Linked DNA regions of Homo sapiens: region 2 is linked to region 1. A link is a contact called in ENCODE Hi-C or POLR2A ChIA-PET data. All regions are on one chromosome and are shown on one strand. Each heading gives the region's core, a stretch centred on a gene start or an enhancer-like site at or near the end of the contact. The rest is flanking DNA. Distances are from core to core; before and after follow the strand shown.

Region 1 (7,700 bases), core at 1,792-4,291:
AAACTGTTCTTGAAAAAAAAAAAATGAATCTCATGACACACACCGACATTAGCTGTAACTTCCTATCTTCTATAAGCTGAGTAAAAAAGTTAATCATTACTAAAAAAAAACCATAAACCCCAAATTGTAGGAAACACCTGGAAAATTTACAAACCTATGGTCCAGCAATTCGCTAAATAAATCTGGGGGCACATTTTGAAGGAAATTTTCCAGTATCCCAGGATAGATGGAACTGGATCTAGTCTGGCTAAGTTAGACTGGCTTAGTTATATTAGCCTTTTGAAGAATATCTGTATTATCTGACAATAATGTTCATGATTTGGTATTAGGTATAAAAGAGTTACAAAAAAGAATGAAGTTTTGGAAGGGTCTTCAGAGAAAAATGAGTGGGAGATGACTCTTCCCAATTCAGAGTATTCTACTGTAATACTTCTTTTCCAGCATCACTTGGCACAATTCAACCACTCAGCTACTTAACAAAACTGTATGAGGCCGGGCGTGGTGGCTCATCCTTGTAATTCCAACACTTCGGGAGGCCAAGGCGGGCGGATCACTGGAGATCAGGAGTTCAAGACCAGCCTGGGAAACATAGCGCAACCCTGTCTCTACTAAAAATACAAAAAAATCAGTGGGGTGTGGTGGCGGGTGCCCGTGATCCTAGCTACTCAAGAGGCTGAGGCAGGAGAATCGCTTGAACCCTGGAGGCAGAGGTTGCAGAGATCGAGTCACTGCACTCAGGCTTGGGTGACAGAGTGAGACCCTGTCTCAAAAAATAAATAAAAAGAAAAAAAACTGAGAGGCAGTAGCACAAAAAATGTTTTATATTTTACAGAGTTCTAGTTTACGTTGTTCCATGGATTCACTGGGTTCTATTATTGTTTTTCCGTGTTCCCATCTTTGTAACATCGTACTAACCTTCATAACATGTAAATACTGCTGAACCTCAATCCCAATAAACTACTAAAGGATTTTTAACATCATACGTTTTGTTTTGCAATGTATTTTTGAAACACATCAAATTTAAATTTTCTTTCCTTTCCATCCTTCTACTGGGCAAGTTTCATATCCTGAATTCCTCATGTAGAACTCTAGAAGGAATTCCATTCCACCTGCGGAAGGACACCTAGTTTACGTATTTGACCTACAGAAAAATTTCTCTGCAACTCTTTCAAATGCTAGTAAAAAACTCCACCCAGTCAGCCTCCCACAACCCCTCCCTTTAACCATCTTCTCCTCCCCACTATCGCCACCCTACCTTGTGCATTCCTTCGTAAACTTACTTCTCATCACCTTCAAGGTTCCACTCCCCTCTTGCCTACATCTGTTTTCATATCCTCCCACTCCCCCAATTCCTGCCAAGAAGCCCCGCTAGCTGCCTGTTGCATAACGGCTCCCCCATTCCGTCTCCCTCGGCAGTCGGCCCCGCTCCCGGGAGCAGGAATGCCCCTTTCGGCCCGGCCCCTCCTCCCTTCCGCAACACGCCCAGCAAGTCCCCGCGACGCAGCTCCAGCGGGGATTCTCTCTCCAAGCTGGGCGGGTCGTCCTTGCCGGCTGGCACCTCGGGTAGCGAGCCCCGAGGGCAGAGGAGCCGGCTCCACCCGGCCTGGCCCCGAACCCTCCGCGGCGCCGGCCAATCGCCGCTGCCATCCTCCCGCTGGGGTGATGTCTTCAGGTGTCCGGGAGGGGAGAAAGCCCTGCGTACTTCCAGCCCCGCTCCTGTGCCAGGAACCGGCGGCCCTCCGAGCCCTCCGGAGCCGGCCTCCGGGCCCCGAGCGCGGCGAGGCAAGCAGGGGCGGCGAAGGGTCCGGGTGGGCGGCGGCTACCCGCAGCCCAAAGGCGTGGGCCTGCGAGGCGGGCGGCGCGCGGCCAGGGATGGGCAGCAGCGGGGTACCGAGGCGCCGAGGCCTGGACGCGGGCGCGGCGCGGAGGCCTCGGCGTCCCCAGCCGGGTGTGGGGCGGCCGACTGACTGACGCCGGGCGGGGGCCGCCGACTGCCTCAGCCACTGCGCGGGGCGGGGGCGGCAGCGGCCTCTAGCCTCCCTCGTTCCCTCCCTAGTCCGCTTGCCCGCTCGCCCGCTCGCTCGCTCGCTGGTCCATCCGCCTCCTCACCTTCAGGACCCGGATCCCTCCCGGCCGGCGGCTCGCGGGCGCTTCGGGCGGCTCCGGGGGCTCCAGCGGGCCCGCGGGCCCCGGCTCCACCTCCCCCATCGGCGACCCAGGATTCACAGAGACGCCCGGCCCGCGCGACGGCGTGCGGAGCCTCGGCGGCGCGCGCGAGCAACCGGTGGCCCCGCCCCCCGCGGCCCGCCGGCTCCGCCCCTCCGGCGGCTCGCCAGCTCCGCCCCTCCCGCAGCCCCGCTGGACCTAAGCAGCTGCCGGCGCCGAGTGGCCCGGGCGCCACCGAGCCGCATTCCGGCCGCGGCCCGCGTGGCGGAACCTGGCACCACCGCAGAGCGCTGGGCCTCCACTGCCCGCCGCCCTAGGCTTGGAGGACTAGAGCGCAAGGAGGGGTATTTGCTGCTTTCCCCGCCCTCTAAGAAACCCGCGGGAGAAAGAAGCAGGTGGCGCCGGCACCTGTCAATTGTGACAAGACGCTGCCCTCCGCCAGGGTGGCTCTTGTAACTTCCCTCACCTGCCAAGCCGTTGAACGAACTGTTGAGAATACTCACCTTGGCAAGGCCTTTTCTCTTCCTTATCAGAGATGCGTGCGACCTTCTTAAGCAAATTCAACCCAACCTCGTACAAAACGTCCGCTCACCTCCCAGCCATGTTTTAATTCCCTTGCCTCCTCCTGGAGCAAAATTATCAGAATTCGGTGCTCTGCTTCAAGCAGTAATATGGCCTGTGACCCGGTTTATGATTTATTTGCAAGGCTGATTCAGAAAAAAACTTTTAAAAGTTAACTTCTTTTCTTTTCTTTGTTTTGTTTTTCTTTTCGTTCTCGCAGTGATAGTAGTTTTGTTGCCAATGGGCCAAATTTGGAGTCAGCCAGCCTGTTTCCAGATCTCCCCTCTGCCCTTCTTTAGATCTATACCCCTGTGCAAGTTACTTGATCTAAGCCTTTCGTTCTTAAGCTGTGAGAAAGAGATTAAAATCTGCCAAGTAGTTATGATGAAGATTTAGTGCATACAAAGTGCCTAACGTATAGTGGGGATCCATAGTAGCCATTATAATTCCAAAATTCTAAATTGAAGATCCAATCGGTTTCTCGAAAAGTACTCTGTCGATTCCTCCTAAATTTTCCTAGGAAGGCTTCTAGACTTCCAGATTTTTAGGGCTTCCCCTCATACATAGGGTGTTGAATCTTCAAGCAACTTGTAAGGAATTAGACAGCAAAAAACAGTAATTTCTTCACTTTCATAGAACTGTAATTCCAGTACTTTGGGAAGCCAAGGCAGGCAGATTACTTGAGGCCAGGAGTCCGAGACCAGCCTGACCAACATAGCGAAACCCTGTCTATACCAAAAATACAAAAAAATGAGCTGGGCAGGGTGGCGCACGCCTGTAATCCCAGCCACTTGGGAGGTGGAGGCAGGAGAATCGCTTGAACCCGGGAGGCGGAGGTTGCAGTGAGACGAGATCGTGCCACTGCACTCCAGCCTGGGTGACAAAGCAGGACCCTTTGTCCCTATTATCCATTGCTTCAGTTTGCCTCATTCAGACTAACTGTATGTCTAGAATAATTGCAGGCTTAGTACAAGACTTTTAGATTTAACAGAGCAGTCTGTGTCCCCCATCTGAGATATGTATCCATTTGGAGATATTTTAAATGCCAGGACCAAATTTGGCTCTTGCAGGTTCCGACCCCTTTCTGACCTACTTTCTCCCTTCACAAGTTAGCTTTGTATATACCAAAATTCCAATCTCCAGTAATCTTCATTTCTTGGCCTCATTTTAATGCATTAAAAACGATTTGTCACTGTGAGTCTGGTTTAAGGTGGGAGAAAACTCTTAGGTCATCCACCTCCTGGATTTTCCTTCCACCTTGAAATTATTTTCAGGAAAGGTACTCAAAGTAGTTGGATTCCCATTTCAGTGCTTACTGGGTAATTTCTCCCAACAAGAAAACTGGTATATAAGCAATAGGCACCAATATGGAGACAGAAGCAAATTTTAACAAGGGCAGGCAAGCAGTGATAAGAAAAAAATGTGGTTTAGAACAAGTGTTTCTGGCTGGGTGCAGTGGCTCATGCCTGTAATTCAGCACTTTGGGAGGCCAAGACGGGCAGATCACCTGAGGTCAGGAGTTTGAACCCAGCCTGGCCAACATGGCAAAACCCCATCTCTACTAAAAATACAAAAATTAGGCAGTGTGGGGGCACGAGCCTGTAGGCCCAGCTACTCAGGAGGCTGAGGCAGGAGAATCACTTGAACTTGGGAGGTGGAGGTTGCAGTGAGCCGAGATATCGCGCCACTGCACTGCAGTCTGGGTGACAGAGGGAGACTCTTGTCTCAAGGAAAAAAAAAAGTGTTTTTCAAAAGCCTTTTATATTTTTTTTATTTTTGAGACAGGGTCTCGCTTTGTTGCTCAGGCTGGAGTACGGTATGGACACAATCATAGCTCACTGCAGGTTCAACCTCCATGGGCTAAGGTGATCATGCCACCTCAGCCTCCCAGTAGCTGGGACCACAAGTGAGCACCACCCTACGCTTGGCTACTTTTTGCATTTTTTTTGTAGAGATGGGGCTTCACCATATTGTCCAAGCTGGTCTCGAACTCCTGAGCTCAAGCCATCCGCCCACTTCAGCCTCCCAAAATGCTGGGATTACAGGTGTGAGCCACCACACCTGGCTGTAAGAGTCTGTTTCTTGAGGCATTATACATTACCTTTTCCAGATTTCATGAGTAGAAGCTCTTTATTGACTGACTACACAAAAAGGAAAGATCTTGTTGCAGAACTAAAGTTTCAGCTCATGCTGGGGAACAGCAGTGGTGAATAATTGTTTAATTAAAGGGATAGTAGGCATAAGCATTGCTATTTACTTCTTCATTCTGGCAACAGTAGTTCCTCTTTCAAAAGGGAAAACATAAAAAAAAAAACCCATCCGCCCAAAAGTTTCAGGGGCTAATTTATGATGTAACTACCTTTAATGGTTCCCATGATTTAAGATCCAATTCAGTAGTGACAACCAGTTGATTTTTTTCAAATCATGTAGTGCCATTAACATTTTATACTTTGTTTCAAAGGTCACATATTGATGTTCTCCCCCAGTTCAAGGCACTGTGCATTATGTATGCCAAGGGTTATGTAACTACAATTTCTGGAAATGGTAAACAGCTGAGACTAACCCTAAAAATAAATTCCTCTGGGATTTTTTTTGTGCGAAAATCCATCTGCCCTCACTGCAGGTTCATCATTACAAAAATCACTGTTTAGCTCAAACCAAGAGACAGAGAAGTCATCATGATCTCTCCTTTCTGTCTCCTTCCTGTAGCAGCTGTGCTTCCCCTCTCTGGTATGTACACACGCACACACCTTCTTTATGCCAGGAGCTTTTCCAGATCTTCACTACAAAATGGGAAGTCTGGAGAAGGGAAGCTCATGCCTATCAGATGTTGGGAGAGGAAGCAGATGAGACTTATATTTACTTATTTATATCTAGTACGCACTCCAGTGATCCACAAAGTCATCTTTGGGCCTAAATCCCTTGTTATTCTACCAATAGGTTAAGCAGATTTGGATATTCCTAATTTTGGTTCCAAATAAACAGGCAGTGTTTACCTAGCTTCAAAGTTTGGAGAATTTTTCTGTGAACATTTTGATATTTTTCAAATATGGGGACAATTGAATTGACAATTGAAGACATAGGATAGAAAACCCTTAAAAGTGATAAAAATTAATTTGGTGCTTCTGAATTGAAATTCAGATCTGAATACTATTTGTTGTATTGTTAAATGTCTATTACTGGCTAAACTTTTCTATTTTCCTCTAATTACATGAAGGTGCCAACTAAATTTAATATTAGAAACAACTATGAATTTTAACTAACTCATACATAAGATTATAGAAATGTTGCTTATCAAACAGTACCAAAGGGCACTTCTGCATAAACTAGATAACTGCCAGGGCCTACACCCTTCCCCTTTTCAATCGGGACTATCACACTCTCCCCTTTCTCAATCAAGGGACTGTCAGGGATCATCAGAATAACAGAAAACCTAAAGCTACCAACCTCCAAAACACAGAGTTGACAGCCAGGCACAGTGACTCACGCCTGTAATCCCAGAACTTTGGGAGGCAGAGGCTAGTGGATCACTTGAGCCCAGGAGTTTGAGACTAGCTTGGGCAACATAGTGAGACCCTGTCTCTACCAAAGGAAAAAAAAAAATACAAAAATTAGCCAGGCATGGTGGTGCATGCCAGTAGTCCCAGCTACTAGAACGGCTGAGGTGGGAGGACTGCCTGAACCAGGGCAGTCAAAGCTGAAGTGATCAGTGACCGCACCACTGCACTCCAGCTGGGTGACACAGCGAGACTCTGTCTTAAAAAAAGACAAGCCAGGTGCGGTGGCTTACGCCTGTAATCCCCGCACTTTGGGAAGTTGAGGCAAGAGGATTGCTTGAGGCCAAGAGTTCAAGACCAGCCTAGGCAACATAGCAAGACCACATCCCTACAAAAGTTAATATATACAAAATACACAGTTCATATAAAATAGACCATGAAATATAACTCATTTTGACTGGTCAAGCCTTCCTCTGCCCAGTCACAGATACACTTGAAAAATTCACAAAAAGCAGCTTATAAAGAAAACCCATAACCACCCTTAATATACATTTCATCTTGGTTTCTCTGCCTTGAGAATTGACCTATGGAGATTAAGCATGAAATTAATCATATTATAGTTAAAATGTCCAATTGCACTTAGGACTTTTTTACTGTCTATAACACAAGTTTGTTGTTGTTGTTGTTTTTGAGATGAAGTTTCACTCTTGTCACCCCAGGCTGGAGTGCAATGGCGTGATCTCGGCTCACTGTAACCTCCGCTTCCTGTGGTCAAGCAATTCTCCTGCCTCAGCCTCCCGAGTAGCTGGGATTACAGGCATGCGCCACCACACGTGGCTGATTTTGTATTTTTAGTAGAGACAGGGATTCTCCATGTTGGTCAGGCTGGTCTCTAACTCCCAACCTCAGGTGATCCGCCCACCTCGGCCTCCCAAAGTGCTGGGATTACAGGCGTGAGCCACCGCGCCTGGCTACAAGTTTTTAAGTGATTCAAATTCCTCTCTTGGTGAGACTTATGTGTGAAAGGAATACTAACAGGTCAGTAAGTTAGCTCAACCTCTGGAATAAGAATTCATCTAAGTCTTCTAATCCAATTGTAAGAAGCAAGGAAGCAAATTTTAAATCATTGGGTATTGACTTTTTATTATTAGTCACTGTTCATAATTTGTTTCAACCAAAAGACAGTACACACAGCAGAATTCTAATGCATCCCATGTAAATGTTTACATCCATTTTATTCCTCACTCGCCTCTAAGACTTATCATTTAACTTTAAATTTTTTTTTTTACATCTCAAAAATATGTCTGCAATAATTAGAGCTTCATTAGCTGTCCCACTTGGAAACAGCTTTTTAATATTTTTACAGTAAAGAAGATGTGATGGGGCATAATGAAAATGTAACTTACAACACTAAGAAAGAAAAGGGCCTTTATAGGAACACAGTGGGAGTTCATAAAGGAAAGAGTTCAGAAGCTC
Region 2 (7,700 bases), core at 3,679-6,178, 99 kb before region 1:
GAAAAGAGGCTTAATTGGCTCACGTTTCTACAGGCTCTACAGGAAGTGTGTTGCCAGCATCTGCTTCTTGTGAGGGCCTTCGGAAGCTTCCAGTCATGATGGAAGGTGAAGGGTGAGCAGGCACCTAACATGTCGAGAGAGGGAGCAAGGGTGGGAGGAGATACCACACTCTTTTAAATGACCAGATGGATCTCTTGTGAACACAGAGCAACAACTCACTTATCAACAATGGAATGGTGCTAAGCCATTCATGAGGGATCCGCCCTCATGATCCAATCACCTCCCACCAGGCCCCACCTCCAACACTGGGAATCACATTTCATCCTGAAATTTGGAGGGGACCAACATCCAAACCATATCAGCAATTCAGCGACAAAATGAAGTCACAAAAACTGATAGGTGTATCAGGGTAATTCTTTTTTTTTTTTTTTTTGAGATGGAGTCTCACTCTGTTGCCCAGGCTGGAATGCAGTGGTGCAATCTCTGCTCACTGCAACTTCCGCCTCCCAGGTTCAAGTGATTCTCCTGCCTCAGCCTCCCAAGTATCTGGGATCACAGGCACGCGCCACCACACCTGGCTAAATTTTGTATTTTTAGTAGAGATTTGGTTTCACCATATTGGCCCAGGTTGGTCTCGAACTCCTTACCTCACGTGATCCGCCTGCCTCAGCCTCCCAAAGTGCTAGGATTACAGGCATAAGCCACCATGCCTGGCCTAGGGTAATTCTTCTGATGTCAAAAGAACAGAGAAGGCAGCTTCAAGGGACTCCCACTGGCCAAATTGGGGCAATTTTAAATATCAGAAAAACAAACAGAATTAATGGATTACAATGCATTATTAGGGAAAAAATGAGTCTACAGAGATAATAGTTTGCCTCCATTTTTTATGTCTAACTCCCAACAGCTTTGAAGCCTCATTCTGCTCCTGCCTTTTTATCCCACATGTGGTGAACTAATAAGAAAACCCAGGTATGCCCTTGGCACAGACAGGAAACTGACAAGAACCCTCACCCTAGTGCTACTCTCTAACCACAATAAAACCCCAAAGCCAGTCACCCCTTCCTGCTTTCTCAAACCATTTCAGACCTACTTGGAAACCTGCTCTGCTCTCCCCAGAAAGCCTCATTATGGCACTAATAAATATTTTTATTCCTTCATGGTATGTTTTGGGCATCTGTCTCAGTTTTGGAACCAAATTTTGGGTGTGGTTTTCAAATTGTTTCTGTGGGATGATCAGCTGGATAAGAGGGAAAATTCTTCTTTACAGGAGAATGTCAACAAATTAATAAATTTAGAAGAATTCATAGAATTAGAAACCATGACTTTGCAACTATCATTGCAATAATTGATTCAGGCAAGAAAGGTTGTGGGGAAACACATTGTCTCAAAGTTATTAAATATAAAAGTGGAAGTACTTTTAAAATGGAGAATATAGCAGACACCACCTTGCCCAAGTGATCAATTTGACATCACCAATAATGGGACAAACTGACATCTTGTGCCTCCTGATAGGATGTACCAAGAAGGATACAACATCACCTATTTTAATCTGCCTGCCAAAAATATTGAACATAAATATAATCATAAGGAAACCATAAGACAAGCTCAAAATGAGAGTCAGTCTGAAAAAAAAAAAAATAACTGGACTAAACTCTCCTAAAAAATCAGTGCTGTGTGGCCTGGCACAGTGGTTCATGCCTATAATCCCAGCACTTTGGGAGGCAAAGGTAGGCAGATCACTTAAGCCCAGAGTCCGAGACCAGCCTGACCAACATGGTGAAATCCCATCTCTACTAAAAATACAAAAATTAGCTGGGCGTAGTGGTGCATGCCTGTAATCCCAGCTACTCGGGAGGCTGAGGCAGAGAATAGCTTGAACCCAGGAGGCAGAGGTTGCAGTGAGCTGAGATGGCGCCACTGCACTCCAGCCTGGCAACAGAGCGAGACTCGTCTCAAAAAAAAAAAAAAAAAAAAAAAAAAAAAAAAGTCAATGCTGTGAAAGAGAAAAAAAATGTTGGGAAACTGTTACAGATTGAAGGAGACTTAAGGGAGACTAAACAGACATGATGATGATGATGTGACAATGCATTATTCACATATCATGAATAGTCCTTAATTGAATCCTCAGATTTTAAGTGGGGAGGGAGTACATATAAAGGACATTATTGGAATAATAGGGGAATTGGGTTATAGAGTATATATTCGATAACATAATATCAATGCTAAATTTCTGGATTGTGGTCACTGTAATGTGGCTGTGTAGGAGGAAGTTATTCTTTGGAAAAATATGTTGAAGTATTTAGGGGAAGAGCCATGTGTCTGGAATTTAGCACACATGTTTCATTTTTTAAAGTTTTCATCCATATATAGAGAGATGGAACAAATGTGGCAAAATGATAATAATTTGTGTATAAAGACACAAAACAAAGAGAAATGAAACTAAAAGGCAAGCTGGTTTGAGGGTTTGTTTATTCTGAAAGAGGTCTGCAGAAGTCAAGAGCGAAGGTCGAAGAGAGGAAGGGCTATGCTGTTCCACAAACCATCCTGTGTCTGCTTGTTTACCAGGCTTCCTCTGCATCCATAGTTGTCCCGGGTTCAGAACAGGGCTTTGCTCAATAAAGATTTGTGGAAGGTCCTAGAATTTGGCCCCATCCTCTCCACTCTGGGAAGAAAGGCTTCAGGGGTCACAGTAGCACTTCTGTGGGTTGGAGGTTGATGTCTTGTCACCCCCACCCTCTTCTTTTTCCTTCTACTCACTCATCACTTCTTAATCCTCTTGAGTCTTAGCTCTAAAAGTTAGAATTCCCTAGGGACTCTGCCTAAGGCCTCTTCTCCATTCTACTTTCCTCCTTTCTCTACTCCCACAGAGCATCTCCAGCCCAATCCTCTCCCCATATTTCAGACTCATATATTCAACTGCAACTAGACATCTACACTTGGATGAATTATAGCCATCTCAAATTTACCATGTCCAAAATGGAACTCTCTAATTTCCCCGCAAATCTGGTTCTGTCCAGTCTCCCCCGTCTCAGTGAAAAACCCCACCATTCACCTGGTCACTCCTCCCCTCCCCTCATTTCCCCACATCTGATCCATACTGTAAATTCTTCCCCAAAACTACAACCTGGATCTGTCAACTTGTCACTGTCTCCATGGCCACCGTCACCCTCACCTGGACTCCTTCAGCAGCAGCTTTGTAACTCATCTCTTCCCTCTACTCTGGGCCTCCATCATCCACCCTCCTCACAGAAGCCAGAGTGGTCTTTCAAAAATATCAATCAGAAAGGTTTACTCTCCTCCTCAAAATCTTCAATGTTCTCCCATTGTTTAGAATAAAAATGCACACTGTCGTCTACACCATCTGCCTGGTCCACTTCTCCAGCCTCAATTCATGCCCACCAACTCTACTCCCAGGGACCTCCTTGTCCAGCTCCCGCGTTCCTCAACCTTCTCTCTTTCTGGGACATTTTCTCAGCCTTCTTGTCATCCAGAACTCAATTCAAACGACATCTTCCCAGGTCTATATGAGGAAACCTGCCCTTCCCATTAAACTTTAGACACTGTCTTCTTTGTTTACTACCTGTTTTCCCTTTTCCTGACACACTAGAATGCAATCACCCTGCAAGCAAATTTTCCACTATATCTCCAGTACCTGCTAAAGCAGGTGCTCATACATATTTGCTGAAAGAATTAATTACCAGATGGCAATTGTATATATTTTGTAATATCCTTACTTGGCAGAATTAAAAGCTGCCAATTTTGTGTAAGTCCCCATTTTAAAAAACAGGGCTATTTGTAAGCCCAGGACTATTGTGATAGATGAACTGGCTGCAAGCCCCTTACAACATAGGTGTTATAAGGAAAACAGGAGAAGGGAGAAAGAGGGACAGTGGATGGGTGGAGGGAGAAGTGGAAGGTGGGTGACTGGGTGGATGTGTGGGTAGGTTAGTGGCCAGATGGATGGATGAATGGGTGAGTGGATGAATGGTGGATGGGTGGATGCGTGGGTGGGTGGCTGGATGGGTGAGTGGGTGGATGAATGGGTGGATGGATGGGTGAGTTGGTAGATGGGTGGGTGAGTGGGTGGGTGGATGGGTGGATGAGTGAATGGGTGGGTGGATGGATGGTGGATGGGTGGGTGAGAGTGGATGGTTAGGTGAGTGGGTGGATGGATGGGCAGGTGAGTGGGTGAGTGGGCGGATGGTAGATGGGTGGGTGGATGGGTGGGTGAGTGGGTGGATGGGTGGATGGATGGATGGAGGGTGGGTGGGTGGGCGGATGGGCAGGTGAGTGGGCGGGTAGATGGGTGGTGGATGGGTGGGTGAGTGGGTGGATAGATGGATGGATGGGTGGATGGTTAGATGGGTAGGTGAGTAGGTGGATAGGTGGATAGACGGGTGTATGGATGGGTGAGTGGTTGAATGGGTGGATGGTTGGACGGGTGGGTGAGTGGGTGGATGGGTGGATGGATGGTGGATGGGTGGGTGAGTGGGTGGATGGGTGGGTGAGTGGGTGGATGGGTGGGTGAATGGATGAGCGGGTAGTGGGTGATTGGGTGAATGAATGAGTGTCTGGCTGAGTGAGTGAGAGGATGGGTACCTCTGGGAAGGTAAATCCAAGTTGCAGTGTAAGTTGAGCCAGGGGAGGTGGCCACAGTTGGCTCCCTTAGGCCGCCCACCTCGTGGGGTCACCAAGGGGTTACTTCGGGGCAGAAAGGTGCGGCTGTGGGTCGCCCCGCCCGGGTTTCCAGCAGCAGCACCCCAGCCCCCACCCAGCACACAGGCACCCCTCCCGCCCGGGCCCCAGACGCGCTCAGGCCGCCCCCTGAGGGCGCCCGTTCTCAGGTGAGCTCCCGGACTAGCGCGCATGCGCACAGGTGAGTGCCCGCCCCGCCCCCGGGCTTGGCCACCTGCCCAAGAAACTTGTTGGTTGTTGCCCTCAGGTCGCTCCCGGGCGGGGACACGGAACCCGGCCATGGAAGATCCGTCGGGGGCTCGCGAGCCCCGGGCCCGGCCGAGAGAGCGGGACCCGGGACGGCGCCCCCACCCAGACCAAGGCCGCACCCACGATCGACCGCGGGACCGACCCGGGGACCCGCGCAGGAAGCGAAGCAGCGACGGGAACCGGCGAAGGGACGGGGACCGGGACCCGGAGAGAGACCAGGAGAGGGACGGGAACCGCGACCGGAACCGGGACCGGGAGAGGGAGAGAGAGAGGGAAAGAGACCCGGACCGAGGCCCCCGCCGGGACACACACAGGGACGCGGGCCCTCGCGCAGGTGAACACGGAGTTTGGGAAAAACCGCGCCAAAGCCGGACGCGGGACGGAGCCCGGGGACTGACCTGGGACGCAGCCGCGCCTCCTGGGCCCGCGCCCTGGGAAGCCCCGGAGCCGCCGCAGCCGCAGAGGAAGGGAGACCCCGGGCGCCGCAGACCCGAAAGGTGAGAGGGGCCGGGGCGCTGCGACCTCCGCGCCGGGGACACCTGTGGCCCAGGCCGGCCCGCGAGGCCCTGGCGTCCCCGGGTTCTCGTCCTAGGAGCCCGTTTAAATGAACAAATGCCGTTTCTCCCTTCTGCGCTCTCAGAGGCGACCTGGCAGGGAAGGAAAACTTTAGGGTTCCCCCTTCTCGTGGCCTGAACCCAACTAACAAAGCAAAAACCACCCCTGTGAGCAGTGGCTGGGCTGGAGGACCTGGAGAAGAGAAAGAGAGGCCCCGGGACCCGAGAGGGAGGGGTGGGAGGAGACCAGGCGGGTGGGGTTCACCCCAGGCTCCTCCCCGGCCCGGCCCGCATGGTCACAGGACTGCGCCTTGGGGTTCAGACCCTTGTCCCGTGTTCCAGAGCCAGCCCTTCCCGACTCCAAAGTCCCCTTCCTTGTGGCCGGGCCGCCCACTTGGGAAGCCCGATGAAGAGTTAATAGTTTAATGTGTTACCCCTCCCAGGAATAGGTGCCTTCAGAAACAGGTGGGCCGGCGCGGTGGCTCATGCCTGTAATCCCAACACTTTGGGAGGCCGAGGCGGGCGGATCACCTGAGGCCAGGAGTTCGAGACCAGCCTGGCCAACATGGTGAAACCCCGTCTTTACTAAAAATACAAAAACTTAGCCAGGCGTGATGGCAGATGCCTGTAATCCCAGCTACTTGGGAGGCTGAGGAGGGAGAATCGCTTGAACCCGGGAGGCGGAGGTTGCAGTGAGCCGAGATCGCACCACTGCACTCCAGCCTGGGCGACAAAGCGAGACTCCGTCTCAAAAAAAAAAAAAAAAGTCAGATGGGAGACGCTACATTTTTAACCAAAGAACAAAGTCTACGTAAAATTCTCCCACTGAAGGGTACAGGTTTGTTTTCCCTTTTGCCAGTGAGGTCTCTCTAGGCAGCGTCATTCGAATCCCACGGCTGCTTGAGACCGCACCCTCCTAATGAAAAAACTTTGCCATCTCTGCCTTGCACAGAATTCCCATAGGCCCCTTGTAAGGAGAAAGGTTCAGGGTGTACTGGAAGACTCTGTGAGCTAGGGGAGGGTGGGGGGGGAAGGGAAGACAAGAGGGGACCTGGTCCCCACACCGCCTCCTAGGGACCTGGTGTTTTTTCCATCCATTGAATACCCAGATAATGTGCCCCACACGGTGAACTGTGAGCAGATGGGATATCTCCCCTGCCAGCTCCAACAGGAGACAGGTCCGAGGTGACGACTGCTTCTGGTTTTTGACACCTGGCCTCTCCTCTAGGGAGGAGTCAGGCTCCCCTCTCCCAGGGACTTGGAGGCTGAGTCCAGTCTGTCTCCCTGCTATGTCCACACAGCGGGAGAGCTCCTATCCTGAGTTTATGTTACATTATCTAAAACTAACTAGCATAACAAAGGGTGCGCCCAGATACAGTCAAAGCTTCGCCCAGGGAAACAGCTGTTGTTTCCCTGACTAAAGCCCATTGCACTTGCAACTGCAGGACCTGGGAGAATTCAGAGCTGCATTTTTAGGTTTCTTTAAAAACCACTGTCCGAGCCGGACGCGGTGGCTCACACCTGTAATCCCAGAACTTTGGGAGGCCGAAGCGGGCAGATCATTGGAGGTAAGGAGTTCGAGACCAGCCTGGCCAACACTGCGAAACCCCATCTCTACTAAACATACAAAAAAATTAGCAGAGCGCGGTGGCGCACGCCTGTAATCTCAGCTACTCGGGAGGCTGAGGTGGGAGGACTGCTTGAACCTGGGAGGCGGAGGTTGCAGTGAGCTGAGATCTCGACACTGCACTCCAGCCTGGGTGACAGAGTGAGACTCCATCTCAAAACAAAAAAAAAAAAAGGAAGACTGAGGAGGAAGAGGAAAGGTGTCCCAAGGAGAAGAATAGCTTCTGTAGTAACCCAGAGGCATGGAAAAGCAGTCATCTTTTGAGGGGAAGGGGGTAGTTCAGTATGGCTGGGTCTGCGAGCATGAGGTTGTGAGTGTAGAGAGATGAACAGGGGCCTCCTGTGCATGCTAAAAGTTTGAAAAATTTCAAACCTAAGAGAGACATGATGTTCTAGAAAGACTGTGGGAGCCTGGCAAGTAGAATGCAGCCCCCTGTTGAATCTTGGACAAAGCCCAGGATGTGCTGCATAAAGCAAGGAGAGAAGGGACAGAAAATGCTAGGGCTGCCAGAGGAGGAAATGATGTGATGATGTCAAAATCCGTGGTCTGCAGCTCCCATGCTCCTGGAGAGTTAT

The links. A loop is a pair of places that touch in the nucleus more often than their neighbours do. ChIA-PET counts read pairs that join two places held with the same protein, here RNA polymerase II (POLR2A). Pooled maps may share reads with other maps.
Region 2: a map of PC-9 shows a loop between it and region 1 (4-fold over the local background). The contact joins the promoter of MARVELD3 here to the promoter of PHLPP2 in region 1. A Hi-C loop is called at or near these places in 1 of 168 maps with a recorded cell type or tissue (PC-9), 1 of 37 single-sample maps with no recorded cell type and 6 of 50 pooled maps. POLR2A ChIA-PET finds 5 or more read pairs at or near these places in 6 of 52 experiments (B cell, H1, HCT116 and 2 more).

What each region holds. Positions count from the first base shown.
Region 1 is chr16:71,721,660-71,729,359 of GRCh38, forward strand. PHLPP2 (PH domain and leucine rich repeat protein phosphatase 2) reads right to left here and starts at 3,042. Exons shown (of 19, transcript NM_015020.3): 1 at 2,670-3,042. AP1G1 (adaptor related protein complex 1 subunit gamma 1) reads right to left here. Exons shown (of 23, transcript NM_001128.6): 23 at 7,341-7,700. RefSeq lists an enhancer at 1,379-1,880 and silencers at 1,646-2,615, 6,398-6,467.
Region 2 is chr16:71,621,256-71,628,955 of GRCh38, forward strand. MARVELD3 (MARVEL domain containing 3) reads left to right here and starts at 4,929. Exons shown (of 3, transcript NM_052858.6): 1 at 4,929-5,441. The coding sequence starts at 4,975. It overlaps LOC105371334 (a long non-coding RNA gene), which reads right to left and starts at 126. Exons shown (of 3, transcript XR_933717.2): 1 at 24-126. RefSeq lists a silencer at 5,750-5,799.